Linked DNA regions of Mus musculus: region 1 is linked to region 2. A link is a loop called in an ENCODE intact Hi-C map of the cell type or tissue named here. Cell type or tissue: gastrocnemius. All regions are shown on one strand. Each heading gives the region's core, and the rest is flanking DNA. Links, peaks and the distances in the headings are about the cores only. Region 1 holds the start of Oscar (osteoclast associated receptor). Region 2 holds the start of Epn1 (epsin 1).

Region 1 (11,577 bases), core at 1-8,000, 1.5 Mb after region 2:
TAGAGCCTGGAGAGGCGGCCTGGTGAGAAGTGCTTACTGTCCCTGAAGAGGACTCAGGTTCAGCTTCCACCACCCACGTGGTGGCTCACAACTGTCTGTGTCTCCAATCCAGGGGATCCAACCACCCTTTTCTGGCCTCTGCGGGCATCAGGCATGTGCGTGGTGTGTGTATGTACTTATATGCAAATATCTATACACATAAAACTAAATCGAGTTTAAATTTAACAAAAGGAGAACTGAGGATATAGTTCAGAGGTAATAACATGTTTGCGTAGAATCCTCCAGTGAGGGCCTGGAGTGGCTCACTAGTAGATCACCTGCCTAGAGTCCCCCAGGAAGTGCTGGACATATGGCCCATCAGTAGAGCATTTGCCTAGCATCTGCAAGGCCCCAGGTTCAATCTCTATCCTTGTAAACCTTTCATTTTATTCGTATGGTGCCTATGTGCCTGTGTACCACACTAGTGAGGTAGACAAGGGGTCAGAAGGAGGCATTGGATCCCCTGGGTTACAGAAGGTTGTAAGCTGCCATTTGGGTGCCAGGACTTAAACCTGGAAGTGCATCCAGTGCTCTTAAGAGCTGAGCCATCCCTCTAGCCCCCAGGCTCAATCTCTAGTATATAAAAGGAAACTGGGACTGGAGAGGTGGATCATTGGTTAGGGGCACCATTATCAGGCAGCTCACAACCTCCTGTAATTCCCAATCCAGAGAATCTGCCATCTTCTTCTGGCCTTCTCAGGCACAGCTCTACATGACATACATGCATCCATATAAATAAAAAAAATCTTTTTAAAAATCCCATTTCTTGAGTTGTACTGTCCACATATACATTACCTGCGCTTAGCAACCAAAGGGGGCTGACTAAAATAATTGCCATTAAGCAGTTATTTTAATAATTGAATTAAAAGTCACCTTCACAGTGTGCCAAAGGTAGCCATGTCTGCTCTGTTTGATAGCATGGGTCCCATACACATTGGGAAGAAAGAGTTGAATATGGGTGTGCACAGTGTACATGTAAACATTAGAGGACAGCTTTTGAAAGTCTGTTCTTGCCGGGTGTGGTGGCTCATGCCTTTAATCCCAGCACTCGGGAGGCAGAGGCAGGCGGATTTCTGAGTTGGAGGCCAGCCTGGTCTACAGAATGAGCTCCAGGACAGCCAGGGCTATACAGAGAAACCCTGTAACAATTCCGTAAGATTGATAATGCCTTTGAGCTCTCACAGCTGCATTCTCTTGGGGCCTCTGGACTACCTGTCACACCCTGCCACCAGGGGTCTTGTTACCAGCTCAAATTCCAGCCCCAGCCTAGACAAACAAGCCAGGCTGGGGTGTGTGTGTGTGTGTGTGTGTGTGTGTGTTTGTGGGGGTGGGGATGAGGGGGCTTAATCCCAGCATTCAAGGCAGGTAGTTCTCTGGGTTTGAGGCTAGCCTGGTCTACAGAACAAGTTCCAAGACAGCCAAGAGTACACACTAATACACACACTCACACTTACGCACACACACACACACACACACACACACACACAGACACCAGCCTGTCCCTCTGATCATAGCCTCTTAGTGCCCTTACTGGCACAGTAAAAGTGAGCACCTTCGTGATGGCCAATGAGGCCTGACTTGGGTGGCTTGCCTCCTTGCTTTACATGGAACTCACCATCCCTAGAGCACTTCTGGGCCTTGGCAGGGGCTCCTACTGTCAGAAGTTTTCTTATGCCACACCCTCCTCTGTCCAGTTAGTTTTTCCCACACCTCACATTCTTCACCCCAGGCAGGTTCTCCTGTAGCCCACGCTGCCCTCAAACTAACCTTCCATTTGTGATCCTCTTACCTGAGTGCAATTCTTGCTGGGATTACAGGTATCTGGCTACCACGCTGTTTTATTTGGTGCTGAGTACTACAGTGTCTCAAAAACAAAATCCTTTAATCCAAGCACTTGGGAAGCAGAGGACGTGTGTTTCTGTGAGTTCAAGGCCAGTCAGGGTTACATAGTGAGAACCTGTCACAAAACAGACAAAAAGGAAGTTTAGAGCTGGGCATGGAGGCATATACCTTTAATCCCAGCATTTGGGAAGTAGAGGCAAACCATTATCTGTATGTTTGAGGTCAATCTAGTCTAAAAATTGAATCTCCAGACAGCCAGGGCTATTACACAAAGAAATCCTGTCTCAAAAAGAGGAGGAGGAAGTAGTAGCAGTCAGAGCTGTAGCTTGGGACTCTAGCTCAGTGGTATAGTACTTGTGAAGCAAGTTCAAGATTCAGTCTCCATGGGCTGGGGAGATGGCTCAGCAGTTAAGAGAACTGACTGCTCTTCCAGAGGTCCTGAGTTCAAATCCCAGCAACCACATGTGGCTCACAACCATCTGTAAGGAAATCTAGTGTCCTCTTCTGGTGTGTCTGAAGACAGCTACAGTGTACTCATATACCTAAAATAAATAAATCTTAAAAAAATTCAGTCTTCATTACCAACATTACAATTTGAACGTTTACTAGATGCTAACAATCACACTGTGTACTTTAGAGAATAGTCTATGTAGTATACCTTCACAGCACCTAACCCAGTAAAGGATGTCACCTATCATTGTGTAGGAGACTTGGGGTCAACTGGTTCCCAGGCTGGGAGCTCAGGCTACAGAGGTCTAAACCTTTCTAGTTCAAGCGAACTTTAGATTGAAGAGACCTGGACTTATCTTTTACGTACTCCCTCAGAAGATAAGATTTTCAGTGCCTGCATCTCCATCCACACAGGTTCCTCATGAGGGTGCTGGACTCCTACGGGGATGACTACCGAGATAGCCAGTTCACCATTGTGTTGGAGGTGAGCTCTGGTCTCCAAGCAGGTTGGGAGGATGGGGAATCCAGGAGTCTTTAACCGCCACCATGTTACATCTTACCAGGATGATGGCAGCCAAGGCACAGATGTCCCTACCCCAGGCAATGCTGAGAATGAACCTCCAGAGAAAGAGGGGCTTTCCCCATCCCAAAGGACAACTGCAACCTTAGACCCCACCAGCCCAGCCCCTGGCGAGGGGCCCAGTGGGCGGAAGAGGCGGCGGGCGCCACGGGTGGGGGCTTCATTGACTCCAGAACTGGCCCCAGTGCAGGTGGGAGCCGAGGGCTGGGGCCAAGGCGTGGTGAGAATCCTGGGCTGGGCTTTGAGGGATCCAGGTCTGGGGAGGGCTGGGCAGACTGGCAACACTGGGTTGCTATCAGGTAGGATAGAGGAGTTGGAAAACCAGGCTAGTGCTTGAAGAGAAAGTCAGCTGAGGGATGGTCGTCAGTGATTGATTGTGGGAAGTGTCTAACCTGGGAAACCAGTGCCCATAGGCTGATTGGTGAGTGTGCTTGGGGGTAGTATGTCTCCTGGGTCTCCATATCCCTCGCATCTTGTTCCGTATCTTTTCAGATTAAGGTTGAGGAAGACTTTGGCTTTGAAGCAGATGAGGCCTTGGATTCAAGTTGGGTTTCCCGAGAGCCAGACAAATTGCTACCCTACCCTACCCTGGCCAGCCCACCCTTTGACTAACCCTCTCCCCAATAAACAGATTCCCTATGTACACTTGTCTAGGTCACCGTTTATTGCTCCCACCTCTGATCATATCCAGGTTCCAGGGTTGGAGGCTACCCTGACTACACACTGAATTCCAGGTCTGCCTACACTACATATGAGACTTCCTTGTCTCACAACAACAAAAGAAACCCACGAAAGAAAAGATTGTGGGGTTATTAGTTTTCACATTTTTATTGGAGAGCAACAGGGAAGGGGCCTCTTCCATCAGCAGAGGCATTCACAGGTTCTTCAGCCAGTCCAAGCTTGGACCCAGAGGATCCTGAGGGTGGCTGGGCACATCAGGCATGTTCCCGTCATCTCTCACAGGCACTGCAAAACAGAAGGATGCGCCACTGAGAGCAGCAGCTCTCCAGAGTCCTGGAGAAAACAGCTGGTTTGTGTCTGTATTCCAGGGAAAAAGGAAAGTGAGGGCCAGAGATTCAACAGACGCAAAGACACAGGGAAGTGAGGGAGATCTCTCCAACAGAGAGAAAGGAACTGGGAGATGAACAGAAATCTGGAGAGAGCATGTTAGGGTAACTTAAAAGTGTGGACAAACTGGGCGGTGGTGGTGCACCCCTTCAATCCCAGCACTTGGGAGGCAGAGGCAGGTGGATTTCTGAGTTCAAGGCCAGCCTGGTCTACTAAGTGAGTTACAGGACAGCCAGGGCTACACAGAGAAACCCTATCTCAAAAGAAAAGAAAAAAGAAAAGAAAAGAAAAGGAAAGGAAAAAAAAAAGCGTGGACAAAGAACATTTCAATGCATTAAGGACTCTCCTACACAGATGTCTGGCCCTCCCCCCAACACAGGTCCCTGCTCACCTGGGTAGTTGTAGGGTGTGGCCTTGTTGATCATGCTAGCATACTTGGTGTAGGGGCTAATCATGGGCATAATTATAGCTGTGGAGAAAGACAAAAGACCCCAGGATGAAGTAGCTCTCCAGGGGTGGGGAAAGGGTAGAAAAAGCCCTGGCAAAAGGGAGCGAGAAAAGGCCAGCACAACCAGTAGGGCCCTTTGGTGGGTCCTCAGCACTCAACCATCCCCACTTAACCTGGGTCAGTGTAAATCCTGAGAGTGGAGAATAGCATAGAGGTTGGAGACAAGCACTCAGGAACACATGAGGTCCAAAGACTGGTCACGATAGATAGCCTTTAGATTAGCCCATGTGGGCTATAGCCATGAAAGGAATGTATCAGGTTAGTGTTGCTGATACAAGTTAATAACCACATGTTAATTTCACATCTTAAACTACACATGTTAAGGGGCTAGAGATGGCTCAGCAATTAAGAACACTTGCTGCTTTGCAGAGTTTGGCTCCTAGCACCTTTTGACTCCAGTTCCACAGCATCCAACAAACGTATCTGGCTTTTGTGAGCACTCCCACATATGTGGATACAGAAACACAGATAACATAGTGTGTAAAAGCTGAGGGGGCTGGGAGATGGCTCTTCAGGTAAGGAGAGTACTTTCTAGTCGTCCAGAAGACTTGAGTTCAATCCGCAGCAGCCATGTCAGGCAGCTCATAAATGCCTAATATCTCCCACTCCAAAGGAAAAAGAACCTACGTCCTCTTCTTGCCTCCAGAGGCGCACACACATTTTTAAGAAAAGATACGTGCCGGGCAGTGGTGGCGCATGCCTTTAATCCCAGCACTTGGAAGGCAGAGGTGGATTTCTGAGTTCGAGGCCATCCTGGGCTACAGAGTGAGTTCCAGGACAGCCAGGGCTACACAGAGAAACCCTGTCTCGAAAAACCAAATAATAATAATAATAATTAAAATAAAATAAAATAAAGATATGCAGGGATGGTGGCTCAGGCGTGTGATATCAACACATAAGAACCCAAGGCAGACTGCTGTGAGTTTGAGGCCCACTTGAGCTAAGTGATTTGTATCCTCTATAAAAAAGAAAACTGAAAAGATTCAGAAGAAGTCAGTTCAAGGAAGTTTTTAACCTTAGTGTGGTGAGAGAGCTCAATAGTTAAAATTACCTGCTCACTGGAACTCAGAATGAGCACTGACTCCAGTAAGTTGTCCTCCGACCCCCCAAACCCAACTGGTAGCCAACACACACACACACACACACACACACACACACACACACCTTAAAAAATGTAATTTTAACTTTAAGAACGAACCAAGTATACATTAAATCACTATTTCAACATATAATCAATTAAAACCACATACATTAGAGCATTCTAGGTCTTTGAAAGTCAGGGTGGTAGATAGCTGGTGGTGGGTTTTAGAACTTCTCTGTCACACTCCAGGCCAGCAATACTGACAATTTTGGTACTGTGATGGCTGCCAAATCCAAGGCCTCACCCCAGACTTTCAGAATGAAAATTTAACAGGTCACCTCCATCTCCCGGGCTTCAATGCATCAGAACTGTGAGTAACCCTGTCCCACTGCAAGGTGGGAGGCTTGCTGAGAGATTTGCATAAGTCAGACTTCGCCGAGGAGTTCTGCCTACAGAGTCAAACTGAGTTGAATGTGCACCTCTTGTGTGTGGTGAGGGAAGAGCGACAGTAATGTCAGGATATGGCTGGCAAGGGGATGCGAGATGAAACTGTGCCGTGGAATGCTGATGACTTCCGGGTGGAGGATGCACTTTCGCGCCGGGGAAGGGGGCACTCACCGAGGCCCCAGACAGAGAAGGACACCACCAGCACCGGCTCCTTCGCCCAGGCATTCTTGAGGAAGGCAGAGATTCCTAGAGAGGTGAGAAGACAGTCACCCTTGGGGACTACTGCGGTGACCTCTAACACTCTCGTATCACCCCTGCTCTGCACCCTCGTGACTGCCGCGCCCCTATTCTGGGACGGATTACCGGTCCCCAAGGCTCCACTGAGACTCAGCCACGGATCAGCCCACAGTTTCCTGGAACTACTTGATCCCCGCGAGCTCCAAACCTGTACTTACTCCCGGCCATCTTGTTCTTGGCGGCGACAAGGAGCGGAGCTCTCTGGGAGTTGTGGTCCTTCTCCTTGCGTGAGGCCCCGCCCCTTGGGCGAGGACGTGGACCCTTTCGGGAGTTGTAGTTCTGGAGTGAGGCTTAAGAGGACTGAAAGATTTAAACCACCTTGAACACCTGCTGGCCTCACCATTTTCTTATAGTTTATAACTCAGCAAATGCATCGGAGAAGTAACATAACGTTCTCCTGTAATAAAGTCAGCTTTGGGCTGGAGAGATGGCTCAGAGCTCTGTCTGCTCTTCCAAAGGTTTAATTTCCAGTAACCACATGGTGACTGACAACCATCTGCAATGGGATCTGACGCCCTCTTCTGGTGTGTCTGAAGACTGCAACAGTGTACTCATAAATAAACCTTAAAAAAAAAAAAGTCAGCTTTACATTGAGATCACATCTAGACATAAGCTCATTCTGGAAATTCTAAATTAATCCCAAATATATTAAGGACTGCCTGTGCTTTGTGTTACTAGCATGCAGATCATGGCTTTTCCCTCCATCTGCCCCTTAGTGCTGAAAACTGAAACCAGGACAGGCTAGGCTACCCATCTCCGATTGAGCCACTCCTCCGTCCACTTGCTGATAGATTCTACTATCCCAGGTCCCTGCTGGTGGATTTTAGGCATATCTTTTATTGTTGAGCCACATTTTTCAGCCCTTTCATTACTTTTTATTTTGAGACAGGGCATTAAATGGCTCAAGTTGGCCCTGCAATCTTTGAACTTGACAGCCTCCTGCCTTGGTTTCTCAAGCTGGTGAGATTACAAGCCTGAGCCTCTAAGATAATGCACATCACTTAAAAAAATTAACATATCTGGACTGGACAGTGAGAGCAGTAATGGAGTCTGAGCCTTCTCTTGTTACCGGCATAGTACATATTGTACAGCAAGCTTCTTTTTCCCTTTCTACCTTTTTGTTTTGTTTTTTTTGTTGTTGTTGTTGTTTTTTTCCTCTTTTCCATTTTTCTTCCTCCCACCTGCCCCTTTCCTTTCTCTCCTCAGTGCTGAGGCTACTCTGGGCAAGTGGTCTTCTACTTAGCGACAACGTCCTCAGCCCTCCTCCCCAACTTTTAAGTTAAATTAAAGAACACCAGAGGCTATGACTGTTCCATCTTGCAACTTTTTCCAAGACAATGAAACTATGACACAGTTACCCAGGAGCCTCCACCTGACTCCTCTGTTCCCTAAACAGGACTCTCACATGGCTTTCTGGTGTTGCTTCATTTCCTCAGAGTGAAAAAGGCAGGGTCAACCTTTTCCTCAGCTCCACGGAGAGTGCCCACCATGGTCCTGTCGCTGATACTCCAGCTGTCGACTCTCTGTGAGCTGTCCCTCCCCTGTGTGTGGATCCTTGGCTGGGCTGAGGGCTATATCTGTTCATATGGAATTCAACATCCAATTTAGAAAAAGGAATCAGGACTGGTACCCAGATACCTGAGTCCTAAACGGGGGAAGACAGATTGCTGGGTCGGGGGTGAGCATAGGTTTCTCTGGATCTCCAGGCAGAGGAGAGTAAGGGATATCTAGGGGTCAAAGAATGTATTCAGTTCTCATGGTAAATGGGCAAGTCTACTGTGCTGGAGGGAGGGGGCATCTAAACCTTCAAACCCCAAGGCAGAGAAACCCCAAGGAGCAAAGTATTGTTCTTAGGAAAGGTGGGGAACAGAGGCCTGTCCTCTTGGGTCAGACAGCAGCTTCTTAAGTATGGGGAATGGAAGTACAGAGTTTTGCTTGATCCTAAAAAAGACGGTGGCAGGCTTCATGTAATCAGAGTCTAGGGCTCCTTAGAGGGGAGACGGTAGTCCACAAAGGGCTTTGTAAAAACCAACTCTTCACCTTCTGCAGGGCCTGCATGCCGTGCTGACTTCACACCAACAGGTGAGTGGGAGACTCCACCTGCTCTATGCTATGCTGCTCACACCTCGCCTCCAACAACTCATTTTATCTTTGTGCCTAGCTTCACCCCAGATTCCCTCATTCCCCTCTCTTCCTCTCTCCTTCCATCCCTTCCTCCACTACATACCTTGCCTCTTTTCTTCTCCCTTTTCTCCTGTCTCTTTCCCTTCCCCCTTTCATAGCCTTCCTTCCTTCTTCCTCCATCCCCTCCTCCTTGCCCCCTGCATGTTGCTCTCTTCTCCCTTCACTTTGTCCTTCATCTCTTTAGTAACCACTATAGGTGAATAGAGATGACCATGAATGTGGATGTTAAGGAGACCTAGACAATCTTGTTCATTATTGCATGTCCTTGAACAAACCAGGGGTCTTAGCCGGGCGTGGTGGCGCACACCTTTAATCCCAGCACTCGGGAGGCAGAGGCAGGCAGATCTCTGGGTTCGAGGACAGCCTGGTCTACAGAGTGAGTTCCAGGACAGCCAGGGCTACACAGAGAAACCCTGTGTGGAAAAAACAAAAACAAAAACAAAAAAGAAAGAAAGAAAAACAAACAAACAAAAAAAACAGGGGTCTTGAAGCCTCCATTTCCTTAGGTAAGTCGGCTGCAGTGAGGATTTAATGTAGTTATATAGGGAAACTATAGGGCCAGATCCTGGCATATTTCAAGGCTCCAGACATAGGAGTTCCTCAATGCCAAGTATACGAGCTTCTCTCACGGGAGCCTGCCTTCCACAGAAGGAGGTTCCCCCACCCGAGATGGCTTCTTCTCAGGGTTTTGATGGAGGAGATAATTCTTCTCTCTTCAATTTTTCCCACTATGCTTCAATTTGGCCTGAGAACCACTGGGAAGCCATTCATCCCTGAGTTATCAGTTGATTTAGTTTTATGTACATGAATGTTCTGCCTGCATGCATACACACCACATGCATGTCCAGGGCTCGCAGAGTTCAGCAGACAGCAGGAGGAGCCTCTGAAACTGGAGGTACAGTGCTTGTAAGCCACCATGAGCTGCTGAGAATCCTAGCCCCAGTTTTTGCAAGGGCAACAAGTACTTTTATCTGCTAAGCCATTTCTCCAGCATCCTAATGTTAAATCTATTTAAATGATAAATCAAATAGGTACTCGTGGTTATAAAGGCCCAGTTATTACCAAAAGATGCAACAGGCTTCTTCTTCCCCTTCCCATGTTCCCGAATCCTACTGAAAGGTTCCCAGCACTCATCCGTACCATGCATTTACATACTTCCTCCTTTTCTTACCAGATCAGAATTAGTATTTTATGAGTCATCCTGTTCTGTGTCTTAAGTGTTAAACTTATGTTCTGTCTTAGAGATATTTTCCAATTATTAGATAGTTATATTTCCTCTTTAATTTTTTTTTTGAGGCAGGGTTTCTCTGTGTAGCCCTGGCTGTCCTGGAACTCACTCTGTAGACCAGGCTGGCCTTGAACCCAGAGATCCGCCTGCCTCTGCCTCCCAAGTGCTGGGATTAAAGGCGTGTGCCCACCACCGCCCTGCCTCTTTAAATATATTTACAAATAAGAATTGCCTATGGTGATAGGCAGTGATAGTATATAACTTTAATTCCAGCACTAGGAAGACAGAGGCAAGAAAATTTCTTTGAGTTCAAGACCAGCCTGAACTCATAATGAGACCTTGCCTCAAAAACAAACAGCTGGGCAGTGGTTTAATCCCAGCACTTGGGAGGCAGAGGCAGGCAGATTTTTGAGTTTGAAGCCAGCCTGGTCTACAGAGTAAGTTCCATGACAGCCAGGGCTACACAGAGAAACCTTTCTCAAACAACAACAACAACACCCAAAAAACAAACAAACACAACCCAAAACAACAGCCAGCCAGTGGCAGTGCATGCCTTTAATTCAAGTACTAGTGAGGCAGAGATAAATGAATGGATTACTGAGTCCAAGGTCAGCCTGGTCCACAGAGCAAGTTCCAAGACAGTCAGGGCTACATAGAGAATTCCTGTTTCAAACAAACAAACAAACAAGAATGTGCCTATTGTGAAGCAGTGGAAGTATTGGGTCATTGACTATGTTATGGGCTTATTTGTTTGTTTGTTTGCTTTGTTTTTTTTCGAGACAGGGTTTCTCTGTATAGTCATGGCTGTCTTGGAGCTCACTCTGTAGACCAGGCTGGCCTCCAACTCAGAAATCTGCCTGCCTCTGCCTCCCGAATGCTGCGATTAAAGGTGTGCGCCCACCACTACCCAGCTTATGTTACAGTTTTGTTGTTTGGCTCTGTTCTAGGCATGGATTGAAACAATGGTTGTATATATAGTGGGCTAGTGCTCTCACTGAGCTGCACTTCCAGTCCCTCACTGAGTCATTTTAGGCAAGGGCTCTACCACTGAGCTCACCCCCACCCCCTCACTGGCAGATTCTAGGCAGGTACAAAACCACTGAGGCACACCCCAGTCCATCACTGGGGCATTCTAGGCAAATGCTCTCCCACTGAGCCACGCCCCAGCCCTCTCTGGGGGATGATTACAGGCACATCACTACACCTGGTATTCTATCCCATTGCCTTGTGTCTGTGTAGAAGTAGATGTATTTGAGTGCAGGTGCCTGCAGAGGCCAGAGGTATCAAGATCCCCCTGGAACTGGAATTACAAGTAGTTATGAGTTGTCCAATATGGGTGCTAGAAGCCAACCATAGGTCCTCTGCAAAAGCAGTAAATACTCTTAACTGTAAAGTCATCTTCAGCCCCTATTCTCTTACCTGTCAAAGACCCACCTTTCAACATTGTTATATTAAATGTTCAGTTGAGCTTGTTCAAACCATAGCAATAATTATTGACATGTTGCAAACTATAACTGCTTCTGTCAAGGTGTGGTAGTACAGATCTGTCATCTCGGCACTTGGAAAGCTGAGGCAGAAAGAAGAATTTCACATTTGAAGCCAGCCTGCACCATAATGGGCTTGAGGACAAAAAGAATTACATAGTGAGGCTTTGTTTCAAAAACAAAACAGTAACAGTAGGTTAAAACAAAGTAACCATGTCTGGTATGGCATTTTGAAACTATGCCAAAAATTGTGGAGCAGGGGTTGGCGATGTAGCTCAGTTGGTAGATTGGTTGCCTAATAGGTCCCAGTTCAGCATAGATAGGAGGGAGAGGTGGTGGGCCTGATGGTGGCACAGGTTTATAATCCAG
Region 2 (12,389 bases), core at 1,718-9,717:
AGGATGTAAACAATAAAGCGTTGTTGTGTATGCGAAGGCCCTAGATTTACAGCCCAGTATCACAAGCAACACCATACAACAGTCTCCATGACCCCCAAATTCCTCTGTGTTCCACTTTGTTATCACCCTAGTACATACAACACTTGACAGGCACTAGTCTGTCACCTGCCCCCAAGGCTCTGCCTTTCATAACATCAATAAATATCAGCAAGTCTGACATCCCCATAACCTGAGTGAGAGTCTCATATGCTGTCCCAACATGCCCACAGCCCAGAGCCATCTGTGCATCAGAAGTACACACCTCTAAGCACGGACAAAGACAGCCTTCAGCGGCTGGGAACTGATGCAAAAACAAAAACAACAACAACAAAAAACAAAACAAAACAAAGAAACAAAAAATAAATAAATAAAAATACCTGAAGGATCAGGAGCTACAGAGCACAAAGCTAGCCTGGACTCCTTAAGACCCTATCCAAAAAATAAAAAATAAATAAAAAACTAAGTAAGAGCGAATATATGTCTGGGTGCTGACACAATCCCAGAACTCAGAAGGCTCACTACAAATTCTAGGCCAGCCTGAGCTACACAGAAAGACCAAATGAAAACAAATGAGTTTAGGGGAAAATCTTTCTGTACAGAATTATATAGACCTTCTTGTCATTAATTATTCCCTTAGTGACAGTATGACAGACACTATGTTATACACCATTTGCATTATTCTAGGTGCTGTAAGCAATAAAGAGAAAGACACGAGAAGACGTCCGCTGGTCATTCACAAAGATTTTACAACTTTACAGAAGATACTTGACCATCATCCGACTCCGGTCAAGTGAAGTGAAAACTAGGAACCAATGTCCCAGGGATGTTGAGGGCTCAATCTGTTGCAGAGATTTAACATAAAAAATAAAAGAATAGTCTTCAACCTTCCCCCTCTTGAGAAACTAGGCAAGGCATACCCTGATATGTTCCCGTTCTACTGCCCCAAGGGACCACACCCAGGTGCTGACCTTGTAGACGTGCCTCCAGTTCTTGCCGTGGTCATTGAGCCGCTTCCAGATCATGCTCATGATCTCGGAGAAGGCCACAACATTGTAGGTGAGGTCAGCAATCTCTGACATGAGGGAGCTGGATGGGCCCCAGGGATCATTGCTTGTGGCCTCGCGGACCTTGATCTCAGCCTCTGAGTAGTTGTGGACGATATTCTTCATCTGACGCCGCAGCGATGAGGTCGACATTGTGCCCAGTAGTGGTGTCAAGGGGCTGGGGCATGGAGAAATGACGCGACTCACAAAGGGAGACCGCAATGGACGTTGGTAGATCACCACATCTGGGGGTTTGGGGGGTTGGAAACACAAAAGAGATGTGGAGGCAACCAGCACCCAAGCTGCCTGAGCCTCCCGCTCTACAGGTTTTCCACCACCCTTGAGGGGAAAGCAAGATGCTAAGTGGCTGAGAAGACTCCCTCCCGTTAACTTCTGTCTTAAAGCTAGCTCATCCTTCTTTCAGTTCCTCAAACAAGTCTAGGTTCTTCCTGCCTGGGGCCCCAGATCAGCTAAGGCAGAACATGTAAGTGGTAGGTCAGACACCCTGAGTCCATACTCTAACTTAGCCACATCTTAACAGGAAAAGCCATTAGACCTTGGATTTCTCTGGGACAAAGTGAAGTGTTGCACATGTGATAAGGGTCTACTACACAGGTTGCAGTAGAAGCCAGCCAGCTCTCAGGGGGCACCCCGTCCCGTCCTGCTAACAAACTCTTCCTCCTTCCTCACCAGATTTGCCACACATCCCCAGGGTGCTGCTTACACGAACTCAAATGTCATTGTCACTGTTCCCAGAGGGGTTGCTGTGAGTGGATTCTTGTGATTTTTAAAGCTGTTTGTCTGATTCGGAAACTATGGTTGACCTAAGACCCACAGTGATAGAAAGGATATTTGTTTGGTTTTCTCTACAAAGAAGCTGGCTGGGAAAAACCATTCAATCAACAGTGCAGGAAGGAAATTGAGAAAGAAAGAAAGAAAGAAAGAAAGAAAGAAAGAAAGAAAGAAAGAAAGAAAGAAAGAAAGAAAGAAAGGAAGGAAGGAAGGAAGGAAGGAAGGAAGGAAGGAAGGAAGGAAGGAAGGAAGAAAGAAAGAAAGAAAGAAAGAGAGAAGCAAACAACCCTGGGACAGGAGTCATGGCAAAAGAGGCCAATGATGGGATTTAAAAAAATGGTAGGGAGACAGAGGAGATAGCCTGAGGCAGTGGGAGACTGGGGAGTGGGGGTGCCCAGGGGACTAGGTGTCCAGAGGGTAGGGAGGGAAGCTCAAGGGAGCAGAGAGATAAGAAATGTAGGAGTCCCCACTAATGGATACCAACTGTGCCACGAGGCACATATCATCTAACAATGAATGTAGACAATGGCCTCATGGAAGTTTAATAACTTGGTCAAGGTCATATCATAAATGCAAAAGCAGACTCAACAATCAAACCCATATTACCTGTATAAACTCATTTTTTTGTGGGTTGGGGGGAGGGGGTGACACAACATCTCTCTACATGGCCTTGACTGTCCTGGAACTTGAAGAGCTAAATCCATGTGTCCCTCCCCTCCCAAGTACGGAGTTAAAGGTGTGTGCCATTAAACTCATGCTTTTAAATTAACCTAAATAAACTAACCTGTGCTGTGACCAGCTGTCAGAAAGCATCAAGGGCAGAAATCAAGCAAATGAGGGGAATATTAACAAGCACTTCCACAACCTTTACATCCTTCTAGGCACCCATTAAGTCCTTTGCGCTATCAACTCAATCCTTACAAATCCATGACTCACAGCCACTTTACACAGGAGGGAACAAGGGCACATTAGCACCTTGCCCAGGGACACACACCTCACAACTGGAGCAGCCTGGGTCCAGAGTAGACTCCGATCACCAGTCTGTGCCTCTCCAACAAGCCATGGAGGGAGATTTACTGAGCCCTACCATGATCCAACCTGAAGGAAGACATAGGAGAATAGGAAAGGCTGCTCTTTACCTTGAATTCAGGCCAGAAAATGGAGCACCTGCAAACAGGCATAACTAGGCAAAGAAAAAAAAAAAAAAAAAGCAGCTGGGTCCCAAGTCAGGCCTGGACAGACACCAGAAGACAAACATATGACAAACATAAGGAGACTGGGGGAGGGGAGAGAAAGGGAGGGAGAAAGGGAGAGAAAGAGGGAGGGGGGGAGAGAGAGAAGAGAAGAGAAGAGAAGAGAAGAGAAGAGAAGAGAAGAGAAGAGAAGAGACACACCAAAACTCGGGCAAAAAGAAAGCAATACAGCGAGGCAGGAGGACAGGGAGGACAGAAAGACAGGGACCCTGAAACAAAACACACACATGACACCCAGGGCTGGGGGGGGGTGGGAAGAGATATAACTTAAAAGAACACAAAATTTGCACTCAAATCCCGGCCACATAAGCAACCAGCAAAACAACCCTGTGACTCAGTTCACCTAACTGTGTAACAAAGGGAGGGGTGCTGCCCGGCAAGCTTGCTGATTAAATAAGACGGGTACATAAAGAACTTGGTTCTGTGCCCCACAGATAGTAGGCGCTCGGTACTCCTGGCTGCTATTATTATCAGAAAAAACATTTCCAAAAGGGTGGCATCTAAAGACGCACTATCCTAACACCAACTACCTACTTCAAGCATGTTCAAAAAAAACATACTAAATCTCACAAATGCTGCTGAAAATGGGGCCATTTTCCACAGTTAATTTAGAATTTCTTATTAAACAGTACAAACAATATAGTGAGTCCCCAAGGGGGACTCAAAAACCTGGTATCAAATACTAAGCGAGACAAAATCTCTAGTAACTAGAGCTACTAATAATCACATGCTTAACTCCAGGCCAGACACTGTAAGGCACTTTACCAGGACCACTCCAATGCGCAGAGACCCTGTGGTGCAGGAATTATGAATGCTTCCGTTTAGAAGACTAGGAAAACTGAAGACCAAGGCAAGCAGCGGGGGCTTTGGAATCCACAGCCAGAGCTCTTGTCAGAACACCAGAGACTCAGAAACCTGGGAAGCACATCCTAAGCAAAAGCAGTGGGTTCCTAGAAAGGAATTTTGGGCCTGGGGACGACAGCAATGACCCGGAGAGAAATAATGCACCAAGAGGGAGACCAGTCTGGGGAAATGAAGACACAGAAACCCAGAAAATACAAGCATTGCATGCATCCTGACAGGAACACGGAGCAATCCAAGACACAAACAGCACTCGGATCTCCAAGCCCTTTTGTACAAACACAGAAACACAGAAGCAGAGCAACACAGACAGCAGGGCCACGCGAGACGGGGACACTGACAATCCCAAAAAAAGACACACACCGGCAGGCAAACCCGACCCGGGCACAGCGGTACAAAAGCAGCCACAAGCCATCAGCGGCTGGAACACCGGCTCCGAGGCTGGCTGGACCCGCGCGCGCCACGGCCCAGGCCGGAACACCGGACTTGCCGCGACGGAGGCCAGCATTGCGCCCCTCGCTCACCTCGGCCCGCTTATACCGGGCTTCCAGGGGTCATGACGGTCAGCCCCCTGCCCCCGCTCGGCCTCGGTGTCGCGGGGCGCGCGCCGAGCTGCGGGAAGCAGAAGTGCGCACGTGCGCACGCACAGACGCACGGAGGGCCGCACAGCGACGGCCCCGCCGCCCCGGCGCCCGGGAGGGGCGCAGAGAGCCGGGCGGGGGAGGGGAGCCGCCGAGCGGACGGGAAGCAACCGAAGGTGGCAGCGGACCGGAAGCGGAAATGAACTCACGTGCCCCGCCCTCTGCACTTCGCCCGGCAGCCTCCACTTCCGCGACCAAACCCACCCCGGCACCATTTCCGGCGCACGGGACTGCGCGTCCTTATGCCCTTGCGTCACTTCCGCATCTACGCAGCAGTGGAGACGCGTAAAGGTCCAAGCCTTGAAGCCTCCACTGTGGCTACCCTCGCGGGACCCTCAGGCCTGCCTCCTTCCCTGGGTGCCACCCTCCACACCCTCGGCCGAAAGAGACGGGCGGACACACTGGACACAGATGAGGATCCATAAAGTAAAATACAACAAAATGTTTAATGAGCAAATTCGTATTAGCAAATATGAAACTGCCACAGAGAGGGGGAGCGGGACAGAGACCACGGGTTGAGTCAGGAAGACTAAGGAGAAGAACCAACTACTTAAGAAACCAGGGTGGAGAACAGGAAGGACCAGAAGCCAAAGGACGGGAGCTGTGGTCCTGCAAAGGGAGAGGGCAGGGCACTGAGGGCCAGACAACAAAATTCAAAATAGTTTGGCCATAAAATATAAACACGCTATGTTCCTACCATGGGGGAAGAGAGGAGGAAAGGGGTGTAAGGGATAAGAGGCTGTTTGGGAAGGGGCTGTGGAGGTCCTACCCGCCCTGCTGTGCACACAGTCCCCATCCCAGCCCGTTCCCTCTGTGTCTGTGTGGGTGCATGTGTCTGTGTGGGCCTGTGTGCACTTGCCCAGTCCCCTTCCTGCCCTAGCCCCCCACCCCCCACCCCCCTTAATTGCTGCCATTCCAGTTGCTGCCGGCTGTCATTCGGCTGTCACTCCTCTGCCCATCTTCTTCAAGAGGGGGGAAAGGAGGAGGGGACAGGTGGGGGGAAAGTCCCCAGCCAGCCCTGCCCCCACCCTCCCCCAGCCACCTCTACCAGAAGTCCCGACGGTGGTAAGAATCAGGGTCACAGTATTTTGTGACCACCACTCTGTTGGCGAACTTGCGACCGGTTAGACCCTGCATGGCTTTCTGGCAGTCAAACACAGAGGTGAACTCCACGAAGATCTGTAGGAACAAGAGGCATATCTGTGAACAAGGTTGGCTCCTAGCATCTACTCAGCATTCATTTAAAGTACAGAATCAGCACAGGAAATGAGAGAACACCTCACCACACTGCACAGAGGACTTCAGTTCAGTATGAGGGTGTTTACCCAAACGTTCTCCAGTACCCAAGAACAAGGCACAGAAGCGAGACATCACAGAAATGAAGAAAACCAGGCAGGCCTGAGTCACTTAAGTACACGGGGCAGTGGCCAGAGGCAAGACCCCAGAGGAGAGAAGGGGTCACTTCTGCATCATGCACCCTACAGTGTTCCCCAAGCCACAACTGTCATGTTCTCCCCACAGACAAGGTAAGGAAAGCTCAGAAATTAGGACTCAAGCCCAACCTGAATTAAAACAGGTTCATCTATCCATGTTGACAAGCCTGCTTGAACCACTCAATCACCTTAAAGGAAATGATTACAATGAAGGTCCCCTAACATGGGAACTGCATGACTACCGCACTACTTTAACAAACCAGTTGACTTCAGAAGAGAGTGGAGAGAATATGAGATAAAAGTGATAGAAACTTTATGGGGCCAGCAAAATGGCCCTACAATTCCGGCATCCTGCATTCAACCCGACTCCTTCCCAAAACACTGTCCTATGCTTGCACAAAAACAAAAACAAGTGAGTTAAAAGGGGCTGGAGAGAGAGGGCTCAACAGTTAAGAGCACTGACTGCTCTTCCAGCGGTTCTGAGTTCAATTCACAGCAACCACACAGTGGCTCACAACCATCTCTAATGGGATCCGATGACGTTTTCAGGTGGGTCTGGCAGCGACAGTGTACTCACATACATTAAATAAATCTTTTTAAAAAATCTGTTAAAAAGAAACTGCAACCAAAATCAGGATTTGGACCTTACTGAAACAAGACATTTTAGAGATAGTAACATTTAAACAGAACTTAGGTAGACTAGACACCAAGGAATTAAATGAAGACTGTTTTACTATAATAGCATTCTTTAAAAAAACCAAGGTTATGGGTTTAGCCCGCTGGTTCTGGGGACAGAGATAATAAGCACTGTCTGTTAACACAGAAGTGTAGCTAGCACCTACTCTTTAAGCTTTAAGTACTCTTTAAGCTTTAAGTACTCACTGCATAATCCAGGTGTGAGGATACACATCTGCAATCCCAGCAGGGAGGCTGAGGCAAGATCACTAGCCCAAGATCAGTAGGGACTATGCAGTAAAACCCCATCTCAAAGCAGAAACAACCCCCCCCCCCAATATTGATAACTTAAAGCTGGATAATATACACTAAGCATCAGCATCAATCTCATATACTTTTAGAAGTTTAAGAATAGAACAAAGGTTAATATGGTAGCTAAGTGACACTAGTTCAAAGCTAGCCAAGCTGAGGCACCATAGTAAAACCCCATCTCAAATGAAAATCAATACACTCTCTCCCCCCGACAAAGAGTTAGCCGCTCAAGAGGCCAGTCTGTGCATTCAGAGATCCTGTATTTATTTACTCAATCCCCATTTAAGGCAGGCTTCCATTAAGGTGCCAGCCTGAATCAGAAAGAGTGGCATATCAAATACAGGCAAAGAAGCAGTCAAGAGGCTTTTTTAGTCAGATAGTCTTCTTCCTTTTGACTACTGCACCAGACCTCTGCTGCATTCCCAAGATTCATTTGAAACCTGCCCAGCCTCCCCATGTCTGAGTTTCTATCAATCCTCACCCACTTGGGAGTTCCCATCTACCCAGCTAACTGCTTCCTAGCTGACTCTATTAGGATATCTAAGTAACCTCAGAGGCAGTAGGCCTAAAAATGGCTCCACCTCACCTGTCACTCCCATCTCCACAAACTCATCCATTTCTCATTGCCCATTATAGTCACCACATCACTATGGACACAGAGATATTCTGAATGTCACTGGGCAATTTCGCCACTTCAAGTTTTATGGGGCATACAACCTGTATGTTTTCACTAGATAATATCACCTTGACTAAACAGTTTTATCTCCCAGCACAAGACATACTTTAAAGCAGGCCACCATCTTTCTCTTATACTAATACAGGCAACCCCATGGATCACCTGACTCATGACTCGGCACTCTCCATACATTATCAAAGAGCTAGCATTACATCAGCTTCCTTCTATCTGTGAAGCTCCACTCCTCTACAAGAAAACCCTAGGCTTCTTCCTCAAGTTCATAAGGACCTCCATAATCCTCTTGCAAAATTGGCCTCTTCTCTCAAATCCTGCTCATGGTCCTTTCAGCCATAACAAGAGTTCCTAAAAACCAATGGCTGAACATCCTGGCCTCATCTCATTCATACTCCTGCAATGTAGCAATTAGCTCTACAGGGGCAAAAGCAAGTCCCTACATTGAATATACCCTAACCCCAACCACACACACAGCAATCCTACCTAAAGTCTCTGCTTCTGTCCATCTGCCTAGGACAGGCACCTATCTAAAACCAGAACTTGGGTCTATGGAAGTGGCTCAGGGATAAAGCACTTGCTTAGTTAGCTACAATAAGGCCATGAATTCTATCTTTAGTACCAGAAAGAAAAATAAAGGCATGTAGCAACTCTGATACCCACCCTTTCCTGCTACTGCCCAACACAGCACCCTAGCAAAGTGTCCCCCGCTGTTTGTGGGTAAGAGCTCTATTCACAGCCAAATCTTCTAATGGCAGAATAAGAACACCAGCAACCCCTCAGCAGCACCTTCCAAGGTGGACATGCAAAGCTTATCTAAACCTACCATAGTGTAGAGGTGGTAACTCAGGAGCCTCTGAAATCTAGACTACAAACATGTGATGCCTAGCTGTGTGTGGTTGTCACCTTTGTACCACACTCTAAAAAGAGGTTCAGAAGCCAGTGAAAGAAGAACACAGATGCAGCTTCAAGGCACGTAGATAGTAAGAAAACTATATGTAGTAACATCTTACCAACAAAAAAGGCAAAGCTAAGCTGGGTGTGGTGGTGCACTCCTTTAATCCCAGCACTTGGGAGGCAGAGGCAGGCGGATTTCTGAGTTCAAGACCGGCCTGGACTACACAATGAGTTCCAGGACAGCCAGGGCTACACAGAGAAACCCTATCTCGAAAAACCAAAAAAAAAAAAAAAAAAAAAAAGGCAAAAAGCTACTTGCTAAAGGATCCCACATAAGAAAGAGAAAAACTAAGTTTTGAACTTATATATATATATATATATATATATACACACATATATATATATATACACATATACACACACACACACACACACACACCATATAGATAGATAGACAGACAGAGACACACACATAGCATCAATATATAGAAATCAATTTCTCCACTATAGGCCCCAAGACCCCAGGAGACCTTGATCCTCTCAGGGTCCTCTGCGTCACCCTTGTTCAGAACTAGTCAGGTACTGAGAGAGACAGGGTGCTAAGGGATTTGTTCACAAAAGATAAAAGGGCACCCTGACCTTTCCACAGCCAGGCACCTCGACGCCGTCCACGGGGCGGGGAATTTCAATGGATTTGACCAACCCATACTTGCTGCACTCGTCTCGTACGTCCTCTACAATCTCCTCATACTCCTCATCGTCCAGCAGCTCCTCAGGCAGCACCATGTTCATGAGGCACAGGACCTCAGTTGGGTGACCGCCCATCTGCACCTGAGAGCTCATCAGGCCGGGCACTTGAAGGGTCACAGGTGTCTGATTGATGGTGCTCTGTGGGGTCAGGGAGAACAGATCTGTCACAAAATGGCTCAGACTAGCCTCCCTCCATTCAAGCCTGTGCCTCTTACACCCAACTAGTGGGACCATTCCTCTACTTAAGCACTTATGAACCCAGTGCCCAAATCCCCTCCCATGAAAACTGGGGCAGAACTCAAGAAAACCTACCCATCCAACCCTTCCCACCCCCAGGGTCCCTCTAGCCAATGGAAGATGACGTGCCGGGAGGCTCACCAGCGTGGCATTCTTGGCTCCCACACTCGCCCTCTGGACAAGCAGCTTCTTGTCCCCTAGCTGCATCCCATTCAGCCCCGCAATGGCCTATGGTCAGAGGACAAAGGGTGGAAAGGGTGCAGGAAAAGCAACAGGTCAGGAACCAAAGGACCAGGCATTGGTGGGGAAAGAATGAAAGGCAAAGGGCTTTTAAGATTGGAAAGAGGCAAAACCAAGGGAAAAGGAATGAGTCCCCACAAGGCTTTGCTTAAGACTAAACACCCTGCCCCACCCCACCCCACCCCACCCCACAGCCTGAGGAGAGGATACCTAAGGTTAGAAATAAGAGTAGGGTTAAGGGCAGATGGAATGAGCAGCTACTCAGACTCACCTGATCTGTGACGTTGATGTCCACGTACTCACAGAAGGCATAGCCCTTGGAGAGCCCTGTGGCACTATCCTTAACCAAGTTGAAGGCCTTGAGAGGCCCAAAGGATGTCAGCAGCTCTTTTACCTACAAAGGGCCAAAAATTCATCAGGGTTTGGTCAGGCTGACAAAGGTAGCTAGCAAAAGAGCAGAGGATTTACCTGGTCATCATTTAGGTAATTGGGCAAACCCCCGATGAACAGCTTGTGGGCAGAATCTGGGACTACAGTGGATACAACTCCTAAAGACAAAAATGTATAAAGACTTCAATTCCAATACAAAGTAATTTCCCAACATCCAGGAAGAAAGCTGTGACTGGTGACACACACTTGTCTTTTCAGCACTTGGGGAGGCTAAGGCAGAAGAATCAGTCTCTCAAAAAAAAAAAAAAAAAAATCTACCATGGATTCACAGGTCCTATCTACTTAAGATACCATGTAAAGGTGGGAGGAGGCCACACTAAATCCCCTTATTCTGACAAGTATACAAGCATAGGCCAGCCAACAACTGAACATGAAACATTCCCGAAGAACTGACAACCACCCACCAACATCTCATCCCATTCGGTTGTTCAGTCCTTTGCCCTGTATCCATAAGCCCCTGCAGGGGTGACCTGCATTCTGAGGTAATGTGACAAGGAGCTGAGAGGCTGCTCAGAGTCTCAGAACATGCCTCAGTGTTGACTGCCACTGTAGTGATGACTAATGGTCAACTCTTCGAAGCTGTGTTCAGGATCCATTAAAGCTCTAATATAACTACATGGTGCTATCACCTGAGGGAGTCTGCACCACTTCTCTACTCAACTCACATAGAAGTGACGGCCAGATGTTTCTTAGCACACCCCACAAGCTTCACCAATATTAGCATTTAATTCTTAGAGTCAGTATCAGGCCCCTGCATCAGTCTGGCTACTCTGTATGGCTACCCTTTTCAGCCCTGCATCAGTCTGGCTACTCTGTATGGCTACCCTTTTCAGCTCTCCCCCATGCTAAATGCAGTGGTCCATCCTAATGTACAAAAGCATCAAGATAATGACTCGACACACCCAGAACCTGAGTCACTGTGCCCCACCCATCTTCTAGGCTGGCTCTGCCCCACTATAACTCTTTAGCCCCAAAGAACTGCAAGCATCAATTCAGCTATTTCTAACTATTAGAAGTGCACCCCAGTAGTCAAGTTATCTAGACTGTGCAACAGACCTAAGTTACAGTGCAACTATGACAAGCAGAAGCATTAACAGCCAGGCCATATCCAGTACTGCCATAAGCCAGAGGACAACCACTTTAAAAATCTATCTGGGGCTGAAGAGCTGGCTCAGCAGTTAACAGTGCTTGCTGCTCTTCCAGGGGGCCCAGGTTCAGTTCCCCAGCACCCACAGGAGGACTCATAACCACTCCTAACTCCAGTTCCAGGGAATTCGTCACTCTCGTCTGATGTCCTTAGACACCAGGCATCCAAACAGTATATACTTATATGGAGGCAAAAGACTCATACCTTAGGTACAAAAGCCCTAGCTTAAAGCAAAAGAAGTAAAGTTCTAAGAGTAGGAAAAGGGTGACTTCAACAGAGCTTTTCTAAAGCAGCTCAGCAGGCTTGACTCTGCACCAGTCTCTGACAAGTAAGCAGCAAGGCAGCAGCTGGACCACAAGCCCAATCTGGTAATCACTGTGACTTATCACTTCTCTCTCAGAGGGAGAACAAGGTAGGACCCAAGCCAGTTGTCCTAACTTCAATTCTTTGCTGTCTACAGCTAGAGAAAAAGGGAGACCAACACACTACAAACAGGGCGCATACAGAAGCATTCTGCTACACTTAATCCAGGGATACAAGGTGCTAACACTGGTGACTAAGAACAACAACTTCACTTCCACAGAAATGAAGCGCAGCGTCCACTACAGGTGATGTCAGTGTAAGTTATCAGTCCATTCTCTCCCCAGGAAGAACATCAGCCTTCCAATTTACAAATCTTTTAACTCTATCATCAATACTTATTGGATTTCATCAAATGCTTTTCCTCTCTAGTTTATTTAGTGACCTTTGTTTTTCTCCTCTGGAAGTGGAAGTTGAAAAAACAAGACAGAATTCCACTTGTTGCTGCCTCCTCCAAAGTGGTAATTTTGTGCAGAAGCACAGGCAGACCTGGAGGGCCAGGTCTTCAGACAGGCACATCCCAAAGAGACACAACACAGGACTGATCTTCCTTCTATTGTTTAATGGAAGC

Evidence for each region. Hi-C counts contacts between places; a loop is a spot of excess contacts. Peaks named below come from ENCODE experiments on the same cell type or tissue, not always from the same donor. Only the 100,000 strongest peaks of a DNase experiment are listed, where the experiment ranks them.
Region 1: a loop joins it to region 2, with 5 times the contacts of the local background. A loop is called at or near these places in 2 of 42 quality-filtered maps.

What each region holds. Positions count from the first base shown.
Region 1 is chr7:3,612,301-3,623,877 of GRCm38, reverse strand. It overlaps Oscar (osteoclast associated receptor), which reads left to right and starts at 7,721. Exons shown (of 5, transcript NM_001290377.1): 1 at 7,721-7,837; 2 at 8,362-8,394. The coding sequence starts at 7,801. Ndufa3 (NADH:ubiquinone oxidoreductase subunit A3) reads right to left here and starts at 6,505. Exons shown (of 4, transcript NM_025348.3): 1 at 6,471-6,505; 2 at 6,187-6,261; 3 at 4,371-4,448; 4 at 3,715-3,877. The coding sequence starts at 6,480. The coding sequence ends at 3,786. Tfpt (TCF3 (E2A) fusion partner) reads left to right here. Exons shown (of 6, transcript NM_001290381.1): 4 at 2,746-2,815; 5 at 2,895-3,131; 6 at 3,404-3,554. The coding sequence ends at 3,523. In gastrocnemius, for the core only: a CTCF peak has its summit at 6,827 (motif pointing left); DNase peaks (open chromatin) are centred at 3,066, 6,532 and 6,818; H3K4me3 peaks cover 1,690 bases; H3K27ac peaks cover 1,421 bases.
Region 2 is chr7:5,072,601-5,084,989 of GRCm38, reverse strand. It overlaps U2af2 (U2 small nuclear ribonucleoprotein auxiliary factor (U2AF) 2), which reads right to left. Exons shown (of 12, transcript NM_133671.3): 8 at 10,330-10,409; 9 at 10,133-10,255; 10 at 9,763-9,849; 11 at 9,274-9,522; 12 at 5,045-5,808. The coding sequence ends at 5,674. Epn1 (epsin 1) reads right to left here and starts at 4,755. Exons shown (of 12, transcript NM_010147.4): 1 at 4,513-4,755; 2 at 2,869-2,972; 3 at 1,008-1,327. The coding sequence starts at 1,235. In gastrocnemius, for the core only: no CTCF peak of the experiment used is centred there; a DNase peak (open chromatin) is centred at 4,811; H3K4me3 peaks cover 2,800 bases; H3K27ac peaks cover 2,004 bases.